Regions from separate parts of the Homo sapiens genome. Here region 1 is linked to region 2. Evidence: chromatin contacts called from ENCODE Hi-C or POLR2A ChIA-PET data. All regions are on one chromosome and are shown on one strand. Each heading gives the region's core, a stretch centred on a gene start or an enhancer-like site at or near the end of the contact. The rest is flanking DNA. Distances are from core to core; before and after follow the strand shown.

What was found. Hi-C counts contacts between places; a loop is a spot of excess contacts on that map. ChIA-PET counts read pairs that join two places held with the same protein, here RNA polymerase II (POLR2A). Pooled maps may share reads with other maps.
Region 1: a loop to region 2 is called in a map of endothelial cell of umbilical vein, with 10 times the contacts of the local background. The contact joins two enhancer-like sites. A Hi-C loop is called at or near these places in 96 of 168 maps with a recorded cell type or tissue (A673, CD4-positive, alpha-beta memory T cell, Caco-2 and 57 more), 5 of 37 single-sample maps with no recorded cell type and 42 of 50 pooled maps. POLR2A ChIA-PET finds 5 or more read pairs at or near these places in 25 of 52 experiments (A549, AG04449, AG04450 and 19 more).

The regions. Positions count from the first base shown.
Region 1 is chr1:204,126,336-204,133,253 of GRCh38, forward strand. SOX13 (SRY-box transcription factor 13) reads left to right here. Exons shown (of 14, transcript NM_005686.3): 14 at 1-1,408. It overlaps ETNK2 (ethanolamine kinase 2), which reads right to left. Exons shown (of 8, transcript NM_018208.4): 8 at 4,727-5,921. The coding sequence ends at 5,849. Among named protein-coding and RNA genes, the nearest start is that of ERLNC1, 12 kb to the right of the region's middle. RefSeq lists enhancers at 1-193, 3,544-4,047, 4,048-4,550, 4,567-5,103, 5,104-5,639. Within about 2 kb of position 3,221, at least 15 of the 41 ENCODE cell types and tissues checked have a DNase peak (open chromatin) inside an H3K27ac peak, as active enhancers do; they include PC-9, where a contact is called at or near this core.
Region 2 is chr1:203,886,006-203,893,081 of GRCh38, forward strand. No RefSeq gene overlaps it. Among named protein-coding and RNA genes, the nearest start is that of SNRPE, 28 kb to the left of the region's middle. RefSeq lists an enhancer at 2,280-3,479. Within about 2 kb of position 3,071, at least 9 of the 41 ENCODE cell types and tissues checked have a DNase peak (open chromatin) inside an H3K27ac peak, as active enhancers do; they include PC-9, where a contact is called at or near this core.

The DNA of each region.
Region 1 (6,918 bases), core at 1,971-4,470, 240 kb after region 2:
GAACTGCAGTATGGCCATGGGCTGAGCAGGCTGAGCACCTCAGCCTTTAGGGCTTATGGCCAGGGGACACTGTATGACTCTCCTCTCCTGCAGGTGTCTATCCACCTGGGGTATGGCATCTACCGACCTGTCTCCCTGGGGTCACATGCTTTGTTTCCATTCTTGTCCTGGCTGGACCAGCCACTGTGGGACCAACACCCCTCCCACACTCCCCCAGACTGCTCGTCTATCACCAGGATCGCTTTGTACTTTGTGCAAAAGGGTCTGGCTGTCCCTTGCTGTTTTCATCTCTGCCAAGCCTATTGTGCCTCTGGCTGCTGTATGTGTGCGCGTGCACGTGTGTGTGTTTCATCTGTTCATTCACTGCACAAGATATTTATTGAGTGCCCACTACGTGCCAGGCACTGTTGCTGAGTTCCTGTGGGTGTGTCTCTCGATGCCACTCCTGCTTCTCTGGGGGCCTCTTTCTGTGCTTCTCTTTGTCCCCAAATTGCTACCTCTTTGTCAGTCTGGGTGTCTCAGGTTCTGTGTGTCCTTGTGTGCATTTCTGTCTCTCTCTGTCCTCGTCTCTCTGCAAGGCCCTCTATTTCTCTCTTTCTTGGTGTCTGTCCTTTGCCCCCTGTGCCCTCTGGATTCTCTGGGTCTATGTAGGCCCCTGGTCTGCCCTGGGCTCATCAGCCTTCCTGACCTCCTCCTGCCCTCCCCTTCACTCCCTCCCTGGCTCTGCCAGTCGGTTCCCACGGAGCCATTTTTAGCTCTGATCAGCATGGGAATGTGCCTCGGCCTCCAAGGGGCTTTGTCCTGGTGCCCCCGCCCCTGGTCCCAACCTGATCCCACGAGGGAGTTGGGACAGGAGGATTGATGGTGCTCCCCTTCCTGCCAGCGTCAGAGGCCCTGGAGAGGGGCTGTCCATGGCAGCTGGTCTTTATTCCTCCCTCATGAGCACAGGGTCGGGGGGGTCCCCATTCTTGGAAGAGGTTGAGAAGACTCCTGGGCTTCAGCCTCTCCCACCCAGCCCTGCCCCTCACCTGCCTGCCCTCCCCTCCCCCACTCTATACTAGGGACTGGATCTCAGCCTCTGATCAGTTTCACAAAGTTTGTTCCCTAAGGAAATCAAATCCCATTGTCACCTAACTCTGAAGATCTAAATAGCCCTTGGATCAGTATGGGAACCCCAAATCCCACAGGGCCAGATGTGGAGTCTGTGTCTGCCCCCGTCTTCTCTCCATCCTCAAAGCCCCCACTTCTCTCCAGGCTGTTTCTTTTTTTATGACTGTAAACATAGATAGTGCTTTATTTTGTTAATAATAAGATAATGATGAGTAACTTAACCAGCACATTTCTCCTGTTTACACTCGGGGGATTTTTTTGTTTTCTGATGACATAATAAAGACAGATCATTTCAGAATCTGGCCCTTGTGCAGGGGAGGAGGGAGGCTGGCCTAAGTCCAGAATTCCCAAATATGCCACCAGCCTGGGCACCACTGTCCCCTGGTGGCAGCCTGCAGGAGCTTCAGGCCTGGGGCCTCAGAGGAATTGGCTTAATGCAAGGGAATCCCAGGCCAAGCTTGTGAGTGACACATGCCCTCCACAGAGCCCACGCTGAATGCCCCTACCTTGACGAGGTGAGGCCACCCGGATCCTAAGAAAGAAGGCAGTAGTAAGAGCACTGTAATAGGAGTCATGAAGCTCGGGGTCTCTCTAGAACTGGCCACATGGCTGGGGTTGGGGAGTGGGAGCCAGGTCTCTCCTTTGGGGCCTCATTGTCCTCATCTGACAACAAGATTAAACCTTATACCTGGTTCTTACCATTCAGAGAAGTAGCCCTTTGAGACTCTAATGAAAGCTGTGGATCCTTTTCTTAGAAAAGGGCCCACAAAGGTTTACCCTGAAGCCCATCTGAGGCCCCTACGATGCTAATTAATGAAGCAGGGTCTCTAATGATAATGCTTCAGGGCTCTCTATCCATGACACATGCTTTGAGTGAACACTTCAGACCTAGTTATCCCATTAGGAGAAGTAATAGGCCTGCAAGGGCCGGATGACAGACTGAAACACCTCAAAAATGCATATTAACCAGGCTCTAGAGAGACACATCTTGTAGTGAAAAATTAATCCCATCAGTATAGAGTGGGGACAGCAAAACCGAATGGCAGTAGTTCTTGTGGAAGAGTTGGACTTGGGCTGCATTAATAGAGGCTTGTGTTCACAACAGGGGAGGTGATGGTCCAGTGTACCCCACACAGACCTAGTCCCAGGGGTAGCGTGCCCTTCCTCGCCCCCTCACTAGGGAAGTCTCACAATGGAGGGGCCCTGAAGCAGGCACCCCACATGGAGGAGCACAGGAGGGATCCTGGTGCACATTGTCCTTAGAGGAATAGTCAGAAGGGTCAGGCGTGTTTCCTCTAGAAAAGAAGACAGAGTTGGACAGAAAGGACAAGATTGCTTTCTCCAAAACTGCCAGGTGGGCAAAGTGTAGTATTGCACAAAGTTCATGAGGCAGAACTTGAGCTCCTGGATGAGGTTCAAGACTGTCTTGACATAAAGAACACCTTTTCCACAAAAAAGAGTGAACTTCCCAACTCAAGTCCTCAAGCTCTTGAGTACTGGTGGAGGGATTTCTAGATTGGAGAGGGTAGTGGTGAGAGAGGGTAGGTGTGGTGGTTGATTCTAGGGCCACAAAGTTGGGAGGGTGTGGAATGGAGACTGCCCAAGAATTAAGGGCCCAGCCATTTGGTATGGGGAGCGTCCTGAACGCTGGCTGGCTGTTTTTTCCCCAGCCCGGGTTCTCAGAGCCTCCTCTCCTTCGCCCTCCCCACGCCACGTCTGGAAAAGATGCAGGCAGAGGTGGGAGGAGGAGCTGGCGGCGGCGCCTGCCCCCTGGTGGTCACGATGGAGAGCTGCCCATTGCACCTCCCACTCCCCTCAGCCCTCTGCCCTCCGGCCCTCCGCTCTCCGCCCTCCCCTCTCCGCCCGCCCCTCTCGGCCCCCGGCCTCCTCCACTCCACTGGTGGGTCCAAACCATGTCCTGCCAGTCTCAAGACTCTCCCAGCCTGGCTCATTCCCACCTGTCGGTCCTGAGTTCCTCTTCCCTCCCGCAAGTCCTCTTGTCTTGCCTGCCTTATTCCCTCTGCTGAGACACAGTTGCGGGTCCTGGAGCCCCACCCCTGTCTCATGAGAGGCAGGATGGGGCCAGGTGGTTGGAGAGGCCAGGAGCAGAGTGCTGTGGTCATTACCAGGAAAGCTGGGCTACAAGTTCGTCCCCTCCGTGCGTCTCCGGCAGAGACCGAGGGGCAGAGCCCGTTGGGAAGGTGAATGTGCCCAGGAGTCCTTTAACTAGAGCTCTTTGCTAAGAGTCCTGGAAGGGGCCCGAGGGGGTGGAACCCGGATCACACTGGGAGGCTCCCAGGCCTGGTGCTCAGCCAGGAGGACAGGAGTGCTGGTTAGCCTGGGGTGGCAGTGAAAGGAGCCAAGGTGGAACTCCCAGACTTTGAGGAACAGGGTTGTGTTCCCTGCCACCACACCGGCTCACTCCCCTGGAGGACTGGGGGAAGGAGAATGCTTTCTCAGAGGCGGCAGTGGGATGATGTCTGCTGTTAATTCCTTCCCATACAGATGGTGGTCAGGACCTTAGGGGCACAGGACAATACCCGGGGGGGGGGGGGGGGCTCTGTCCCAGCCATTCCCTACTCACCACTGCAACACTTATCTCCAGCGCAACAGCATCAAGACCCAGGAGGCTGGAAACAAAGCTGGCTTCACAGTGTTAATTCTGCCCTCAATTCCAGAGGTGGCTCAGAGAGGAAGAAGGAGCGGGGACACTGCTATTTAGTCCAGACAGGTAGTGTCTATGATGACCACCTGACCCCACAGGTGACCCCAGGGGGCCCCTACCTGCCCAGCCCTGGCACCATCCCTATGCCTGGGCACCTCTTTCGCTCGTGTCCCCCCACTGTCACCCCCCGAGGCTGCTGCCCATGGAGGGCCTGGCTATGCTGGATCACCATGACCTTGAAAGCTCCAGCTGCAGGTGCCAGCTCCAGTGGTTGCCATGGCACCAGGGTGCTTTTTGCAGGCAAAAGCCAAACAACCAGAGTCCACCTGGCAGGCTGCTGCTGCTGTTGCCTCTGCTGCCCCTAAGGGCACTGGGCACTTACTGGCAGGGGGGCAGTCCTGGAGCAGCTGCTGCCCAGTGCACAGCCTGGGAAGTATAGCCGGAGTGACTGGGCTGCCAAGAGGGGTGCCCCCTTCTCATCTTTGAGTTTCTGCTCTTCCTTCTGGCCTTCTGAAAAAGTGACGGATTGGTTCCAGAAATCACTCCTGCCTGTTCTCAGGCAGAGCAGCCCCTTCCCCACCCCACTGACAGCTGGGAGCCAGACATGACCGAGGAAGGTGTCCTGAGCACTTCTATTTAGAATGTCACTGGTTCATCTCCTGGGTCAACCAAAGTCCTTGTAATCCACAGCCTAGTTCCCCCTAAGCAGTGCTTTACCGGGTTTAACTGGTAGGTTCTACTAAGAGAGTCAAAGGCACAGAAGCTGAGTGAGAGAAATAGGGGGCCCTGCCCAGAGCCTTCGGAGCTAGGTGCACAGGAGGATGTGTGCAGGCGGCTACCTTGACTTCAGCATGAAGCCCAGGTGGAGGGGGGATATCAGGAGGGGTTACAGCACCCCTCAGCCCCCACGCAGGGGTCAGTTCCTCACCATTGTCACTCAAGACACAGCAGTCCGGAAATGAGCATTTTAATGCAGAAAGAAAACCATGATAATTTACAAATGAATCACTTTCTGGGCCAGAGCCAGGAAGGCCCCAGGAGCTGTGAGGGTAGAAAGGGAGGTGGAGGCTGTTGAGTGTCCGGGCAACCAGTTTAGTCAGCACCTTTCTGATGGGATCCTGCCCAGGCTCTCCCACGATAGGCCCTGGGGGGCCCTGGCCCCCACCCCATCCTCTTGGCTCCCTCTAGTCATTCCAGATAGGAAGACCTCGGGTCAGCTTCAGGACATAAAGTAGAGCTGGAGAGACATCCCTGGAAGGAGGGCCTGAGGGCCAGGGAGGGAACAAGGCAGGAGACTGCTGGTTCTGGTTTTGGCCACCTCACCCTTGGCCACGTCCCCTCCGGCTAAGCCACAGCACAAAGCAGAGCCAGGCTCTGGAGGCCCAGGGCCTCACCACTCCCTCTCCTGTCCCCCCAGCAGGGGGACAAAACAGAAGCACAGGAGAGCACGTTGGGGAGCATGTTTCCTCGGGCTGAGGTTTGATTGGATCTGGTTTGGAGAAGGTGAGGGATCTCAGAGGAGGTGGCTGCTGGGGAAGATGTCATGCTCAATTCTTGGCCCCCACCCATCACCAAGATAGGTACATCCATGTGTCAGAGTTGGTGTGATGCTGGTTTGGAGCTCAGCACCTCCCACATGGGGCATGCAGGGGGAGACGGACTGGAGGCTCAGGGCACTGGAGGTAGAAAGGAGCCCTCCCCGCCTCCTTCCCCAGGCCAGGAAGGGGTAAACACACATATAAGGCAGCCCCAATTCCAGCAGGGCCTGAGGCTGGGAATGATGTGTTTCCCAGGGGTGGTTATGGTTCAGGACCTGGCTGCAGGCACTTCCTCCCAAGCCTGGTGGGGTGAAGGGGACCCCCGGAAGGGGGTCCTATCAGCCCCTCCAGACAGGAGAATGAGGTCTTCAGTGGCAACCACTGGGGTCTGGCGGCAGGGACAGAGCCTTCTCCCTGGACACCCATGTGTCCCCTCTCCCACCCTGTCCAAGGGTGTGGATCCCAGAGTGCAGAATTGAGCTCTGGAGAACAGGTCTGGCCAGACAGATGGGTAGGGGAGGGATGGGGTGGCTGGTCACTTTGGCATCTCCAAGGCTGACGCTTGAGGCTTCACCTTGAAGTACTGGTTGAATCGGATCACTGCGTACCTGTGGGGAAGACAGAAGGAAGCTGGGTGTGAGGAAGAAAGCCAGGTGGGCCCTGCTGGGGGTGCTGACATCATGAGAAAAGTTTTTCAGTGGCTCTAGGCCTATCTAAGTCTGAGCAGATCAACCCCAACCCAGACTGATTAGTATTATTATTTCTTTTGCTTCTTTTTAAAATTTTTAATATTTATTTATTTTGAGACAGGGTCTGGATCTGTCACCCAGGCTGGAGTGCAATGGCATGATCTTGGCTCACTGCAACCTCTGCCTCCCGGGCTCTGATGATCCTCCCACTCAGCCTCCAGAATAGCTGGGATTATAGGTGCACGCCACCACACCTGGCTAATATTTGTATTTTTTGTAGAGACAGGGTTTCACCATGTTGCCCAGGCTAATCTTGAACTCCTGAGCTCAAGCAATCCGCCTGCCATGGCCTCCCAAAGTACTGGGATTACAGGCATGAGCCACCGTGCCCAGCCTATTTTTTTTTTAACTTCAACTACATTTTTTTTCTTCTTAGATCAGACTAGAGAAACCCTTCCACAAACATGCTTGTTTGGAGTTTTGTTTTTACCGTTCTATATTGTTAAGTATATTCACATTGCTGTGCAAATGAATATCTACAACTTTTTCCTTTTGGACAACCGAAACTAGACCTATTAAGCAATACTCCCCATTGCTCCCTCTCCCCACCCCCTGGCAACAATTCTACTTGGTTTCTATGGATTTGACTACTTTAGTTATCTCTTAAAGAACCATATTTGTCTTTTTGTGACTGGCTTATTTAGCGTAATGTCCTCAAGATTCATCCACGTTGTAGCAAGTGACATTTCCTTCGTTTTTAAGGCCAATATTCTATTGCATGTATAGACTATATTTTATTCATTCATTCATCTGTTGACAGACAGCTGGGTTGCTTCCATCTCTTGGCTACTATGCCAAGAATAATGTTGCCATGAACATAGGTATATAAATATTTCTTTGAGAGTTTGCTTTCAAT
Region 2 (7,076 bases), core at 1,821-4,320:
AGTCTTGCTCTTTCATGTAGGCTGGAGTGCAGTGGTGCGATCTTGGCTCACTGCAACCTCCACCTCCAGGGCTCAAGCGATTCTCCTGCCTCAACCTCCCAAGTAGCTGGGATTACAGCAGTGAGTCACTGTGCCCAGCCCTTATTTTCAATTTATGGTATTTTCAATTTAGAATGGCTTTATTAGGACATGACCCCTTCATAAGTCAAGGAGCATCTGTATTTGACTTTTTTAGAGAGTCTACATATAAAAGATTATGCAGTACATTTCTCTTTTTTTTTTCCTGAGACAAGAGTTTTGCTCTTGTTGCCCAGGCTGGAGTACAATGGCGAGATCTTGGCTTACTGCAAACTCTGCCTCCCGGGTTCAAGCGATTCTTCTGCCTCAGTCGCCCAAGTAGCTGGGATTACAGGCGCCTGCCACCAAGCCCAGCTAATTTTTTGTATTTTTAGTACAGACAGGGTTTCGCCATGTTGGCCAGGTTGATCTCGAACTCCTGACCTCAGGTGATCCGCCCACCTCGGCCTCCTAAAGTGCTGGGAGCACACAGTGAAAACGACATTTGCCTGTGCAATAGAAATTAAAATCCTTAGCATGACTTTCAATGTTTTCTATAATCTGCCTTCAACCTGCCCTTCACCCTTATCTCGCAGGACTACCCTATAAGAATACTCTGTATTCCAAACAGATACTCCAACTCCCTCCCCCTAAGTTTACCAATCTCCATGGTTTGTTTTTATGGCTTTAAATATGAATTCAATTACTTTAATAGATCTAGGACTATCCAGGTTATCTACTTCCATTTGAGTGAACTTTGAGAGTTGTGTTTTTATTCTATTGCTCCTTGCAGAGCAGAGGTACCCCATAGGCAGTGTGCCCAGAATAGCCCAGGGGAGCTGGAGTTGTGTTTTTTAAGGGATTTGTCCATTTCATCTAAGCTATTAAATTTATTGGCACAAAGTAGTTCACAATATTCCCTTATCCTTTTAATGCCTGTAGGATCTGTAGAGGTATCTTTACTTTCATTCTTCATCTATTCTGTTCTTTATTATTTCTATGTATCTCTTTATTTGGGTTTAATCTGATCTTTTTCTAGTTTCTTAAGGCAGAAGCTTTGGTTACTGATTGAAAACATGCCTTATTTTTTAAAAAAATTTTTATTATTTTTTTGAGATGGAATTTCGCTGTGTTGCCTAGGCTGAAGGGCAGTGGAGTGATCTCAGCTCACTGCAACCTCCCCTTCCCAGGTTCAAGTGATTCTCCTGCCTCAGCCTCCCAAGTAGGTGGGATTACAGGCGTGTACCACCAGAGCATGGAGCAGACATCGCATAAAAAATTTGGTTCCTCAAATTCAAGGTTTTTCTGCTCATAACACAACCCATTGCACGTGAGTATCATTTGGCCATCCTTGCATTGCCTTTGAGAATTAGGATTTGGGGAACTTGTAAGAAAATGCTGATATATTGGATATTGTCCTTGATAAGAGTAGTAAACTGTCCTCTGACTCACATTTCACATGTTTTCTACTAGCACCCATGAAACCATGCGGGGAGGGGGGCTTGCTTAGCCTGCAAGTAGGGTAAAACTAAGGATACTTAATGGTTCTTTACATCACCTTACTTGTTTTTTGTTTGTCCCATCCCCATCTCTTTTTTTCCTCAAAATTTTTGTTTTCCTTTGGATGATTTTTATGATTTCATTTTATATCTACTGTTAAACTTATTAGCTATACTCCATTTTTTAAAAGACTTTTACTTGATTACCTAGGGATTACAGTATACATCTTTCTTACTACAGTTTACTTTCAGTAGCTTTTTTTGTTTTGTTTTGTTTTTGTTTTTGTTTTTGAGATGGAGTTTTGCTTTTGTCGCCCAGGCTGGAGTGCAGTGGCACGATCCAACTCACTGCAACTTCTGCCTCCTGGGTTCAAACGATTCTCCTGCCTCAGCCTCTGGAGTAGCTGGGATTACAGGTGTCCACCACCATGCCCAGCTAATTTTTGTATTTTTGGTAGAGATGGGGTTTCACCATGTTGGCTAGGCTGGTCTTGAACTGCTGACCCCAGATGATACACCCACCTTGGCCTCCCAAAGTGTTGGGATTACAGGCATGAGCCACCGTGCCCAGTCTGCTTTCAGTAGTATTTTAACACTCCATGTATGCTATGAGACTCTTATACCTCCAATTCCTCCCTTCATTGTGCGTTTTTGTTGTTGTTGTTGTTGTTTGTTTAAGAGACAGGATCTTGCTCTGTCTCCTAGGCTGGAGTGCAATGGCACAATCATAGCTCAGTGCAGCCTTGAACTCCTGACTCAAGTGATCCTCCTGCCTTGGCCTCCCCTATAGCTAGGACTACAGGGATGCACCACCATGCCTAGCTAATTGTTTTGTTTTTTGGGTTTTTTTTTTTTTTTGCGTGTGTAGAGATAGGGTCTGTGTTTTCCAGGTTGGTCTCAATCTCCTGGGCTCAAGTGATCCTCCTGCCTCAGCCTCCCAAAGTATTGAGATTACAGGCATGAGCCACTGTGCCCAGCCCTCTTTGTACTCTTTTCGTCATACTTTTAGTTCTCAGTCCCATAATACATTGTTACTATCTTTGCTTTAGGCAGTTATTGAGATTCACATCATGTGCCTGAATATTGGGTTGGGAAGTCCCATATTTTCTCTTATGAATTTTAAAAATTTTATCAAAATTTTGGACTAGAAATAATTTTTTGGGTCATTCTTTTTGAAAAGGTGTATGGTTTTTTGCTAAGTGGATCTTTTCTTGGCTTCTAGTTGAGACCTTTCCACACATAACTTTCCCACCCACTCTTGAGGAAACCTGAAGCCTGATTCCATTTATGTATAGGATCCTTCTGAAGTCTTGGCTGGAGTTCAGTTTCAGGGAATTAGCAGCAGGAAAGGCTGGAGGGAAGGTCAGTGAGGGCATTTCATTTTCTTCTCTTATTGTTAATTTCCTTGAGACACCTAAAGAAAAGAAAAAGTACTTTCTACTCCAATCTTTCTACCTTGTTTTAACTCTAGGGTGTTTCTTTTTTTCCCCATTCCATTGTTAAGACAGGAATCAGGGTTTTTTACAATGTATCACCCATAATCATGCTTTCTACAATAGTCATTTCCTGTTGCCCTCTAAGCTTTGTTCATGGTATTCCATTGAGTTGACAAATCATAATTTATAATACATTTCTTTGTGAAGCTCAGCTTTTTCATTATTACAAATTATGCCACAGTAAACATCTTTGTGCATCTTTTATACCTCATGAAGTGTATTTCTATGAGCAGGTATCTATATTTTATAACAGCATTTTTATAGTTATTACGTATTATAAATAAGATTTAGAAAAAGAAGGACATTGGGAATGTATATACCCTGGGGGAAAAGGTCTTATGACTTTGCCTAGAGAAAAATAAATAGATTGAATTGATTATAGACTTGTTGGAGACAGGTTATTGAGAGGGAAATGTCAAAAATTTGGCTATGAATTTCAACTATGCTTTTTTCAGAGATTAGTATTTGAGGTTTAAATACCTCTTAACTGTTTTTTAAAATCAGTATGTTGAGTCCATTCCTGAGTTGAAATTTTGACATACTTCTTCCTGTTGTGAAATCTGCTTACAAAGATTTAGGCAATGTTTTAATATATATGTATGTGTGTGTGCTAGTGTGTTGTGTAGGAATAAAGCAAAATCACCACGGAAATGAGGTATTCTGTAACTCTTCATAAAGGACCTATGCCTATGCTGTTTAATATAGTTGTCACTAACCATAAGTGGCTATTGAGCACTTAAAATGTGCTAAGGCTAAGGAACGTACTTTTTGGTTTAGAAAACCTTTAAGTATGTTTGGAACAACTTGTGTACGACAGTCTACTTTTTAAACTAGACATTTGGCCAGGCACGGTGACTCACGGCTGTAACCCAGCACTTTGGGAGGCCGAGGGGGGTGGATCACCTGAAGTCAGGAGTTCCACATCAGCCTGGCCAACGTGGTAAAACCCCGTCTCTACTAAAAATACGAAATTAGCCAGGCGTTGTGGTTTATGCCTGTAATCCCAGCTACTCGGGAGGCTGAGGCAGCAGAATTGCTGCTCAGAATGAGCTGAGATCACACCATTGCACTCCAGCCTGGGCAACAAGAACAAAACTCCATGTCAACAAATATATCTATTTATATATGTTATATTATATTATATTATATTAGTATTATATTACATAATATATATTTATATATTATATGTATTTCTATTATATATTTATATGTTATATTATATATATATATATATATATATATTTTTTTTTTTTTTTTTTTTTTTTCCTGAGATGGAGTCTGGCTCTATCACCCAGGCTGGAGTGCAGTGGCATGATCTCGGCTTACTGCAACCTCCGCCTCTCGGGTTCAAGCGATTGTCCTGCCTCAGCCTCCCCAGTAGCTGGGATTACAGGCATGCGCCACCACACCCAGCTAATTTTGTATTTTTAGTAGAGACGGGGTTTCTCCACGTTGGTCAGGCTGGTCTCGAACTCCCGACCTCAAGTGATCTACCTGCCTCAGCCTCCCAAAGTGCTGGGATTACAGGCATGAGCCACCGCACCCAGCCAATAATAATTTTTATGTTTGTAACATTGAAATAGTTATATTTTAGATATAATGGATTACGTAAAACAAAATTAATTCCACCAATTACTTTTTTTTGATATTGCTTCTTTTTTGAGACAGGGTCTGGCTCTGTCAACCAGGCTGGAGTGCAGTGGCTTGATTTCAGCTCACTGGAACTTCTGCCTCCCAGGCTCAAGCCATCCTCCCACCTCAGCCTCCTGAGTAGCTGGGACTACAGGTGCATGCCACCATACCTGGCTAATTTTTGTATTTTTTTGTAGAAGTGGAGTCTCACTTTGTTGTCTAGTCTTGTCTCAAACTGCTGATTTCAAGTGATCTGCTGCTCACCTCGGCCTTCCAAAGTGCTGGGATTATAGGAGTAAGCCACCGAGCCTGGCCAATGTGGATATTAGGGAATTTAGAATTACATATGTGGCTTGTATTTCTGTTGGACGACACTGGCCTACATTGTAGGTGACATGAGTGAAGAAAACCACTGTTTTCACAGCTTCAAAATGTTGTGACTGGGCACAGTAGCTCTCGTGCCTGTAATCCTGGCACTTTGGGAAGCCAAAGTGGGAAGATCACTAAAGCTCAGGAGTTTGAGACCAGCCTGGGCAACATGGCAAAACTTTGTCTCTACAAAAAATACAAAAATTAGCCAGGCATGGTGGCACCGCCTGTAGTCCCAGCTACTAGGGAGACTGAGGCAGGAGGATTGCTTGAACCTGGGAGGTTGAGGACGCAGTGAGTTGTGATTGCATCACTGCACTTCACCCTGGGTGACAAAGTGAAACCCTGTCTCAAAAAAACAATAAATAAATAAAACATTGCAAACACAGACAACTCACTGTCTAAAGGAAGATCTGAGTTACTGAGACTAGAGTTTTCAATGTTTAGGTTGTAGAAAGGAGAACAAGGAATGCCAATGCAGGTCGACTGGTTATAGGTAAAGGGTGGGCATTGTCAGGGTTTACTGCTTAAAAGTAACTAGTGTCCCATTTAAAGTATGGGCTGACTACACAGTTATTACTGCATGACCCTGCTTTTTGTCTTCAGTGTGTAATACAAGAAGTAGTGAAACCCCATCTCTACTAAAAATACAAAATTAGCCCAGCTTGGTGGCACGTGCCTGTAATCCCAGCTACTTGGGAGGCTGAGGCAGGAGAGTCGCTTGAACCCAGGAGGTGGAGGTTGTGGTGAGCCGACATCACGCCATTGCACTCCAGCCTGGGCAACAAGAGCGAAACTCCGTCTGGAAAAAAAGAAAAAAAAAGTAAACATGAGGCTAGACATGGTGCCACATGCCTATAATCCCAGCACTTTGGAAGGCTGAGGTGGGTGGATGGAGCCCAGGAGTTCAAGACCAGCCTGGGCAATATGGCAAAAGCCTGTCTCTACAAAAAATACAAAAATTAGCCAGATGTGGTGGTGCATGCCTGTATTCCCAGCTACTCGGGAAGCTGAGGTGGGAGGATCACTTCAGCCTGGAAGGTCAAGGCTGCTGTGAGCCAAGATTGTACCACTGCACTCCTGCGTGGGGGACAGAGTGAGATCCTGTCTCAAAAAAAAAAAAAAAAACTTAAAAAGACAAAAAGGTAAACATGATGGTTGAGGAACAAGAAAAGGACAAAATTGATGAGCAAAGTGATTAAATACTAAAATGAAAGGAACAGAAGGGTAGAATTAACAGAAAGCCAACTCAAGAAAATTCAAAAGAAAAAGAAAAAACAAGAATTCTAAGTGTCGGATCCATGAGCCCTTCATACCAGATACAGGAGCCAATGAACCTACCTGAAATTACATTTAAAATAACAAGGAATGTTCATTTATGAGGGGAATGTGGTCAGTAGCTTTCATTAAATTCATAGAGGAGTTCATGTCTTTCCTCCACAACAGGCTTGTAATCATAGCTGCAACAAATAAAACAGTAGGCTTCTAGTCAAAATGGAGTAAGAGGGATCAGATTTAACAGAAACAAGTAAAAATCTGGGGCTGGGTGCAGTGGCTCGTGCCTGTAATCCCAGCACTTTGGGAGGCTAAGGCGGGTGGATCACCTGAAGTCAGGAGTTCAAGACCGGCCTGACCAACATGGAGAAACCCCGTCTCTACTAAAAATACAAAATTAGCTGGGCAAGGTGGCGCATGCCTGTAATCCCAGCTACTCAGGAGGCTGAGGCAAGAGAATCACTTGAACCCGGGAGGCGGAGGTTGTGGTGAGCCGAGATCGCACCATTGCACTCCAGTCTAGGTGACAAGAGTGAAGCTCCGTCTCAAAAAAAAAAAAAATTGAATAAGAAATATGAAACAATTAAATTTCAGACAGTAGGACACCAGGCATTCCAGGACGGTGGTTGTTCTCTCAGGTAACCATATGAAGTGAGCCTTACAATTCATCAAACTTAACATCTAAGGAGATTTTCTCAAGCCTCAGTACAGTGGGTAGGAACCTGGGTGGAACACAGGGGAGTCTCCC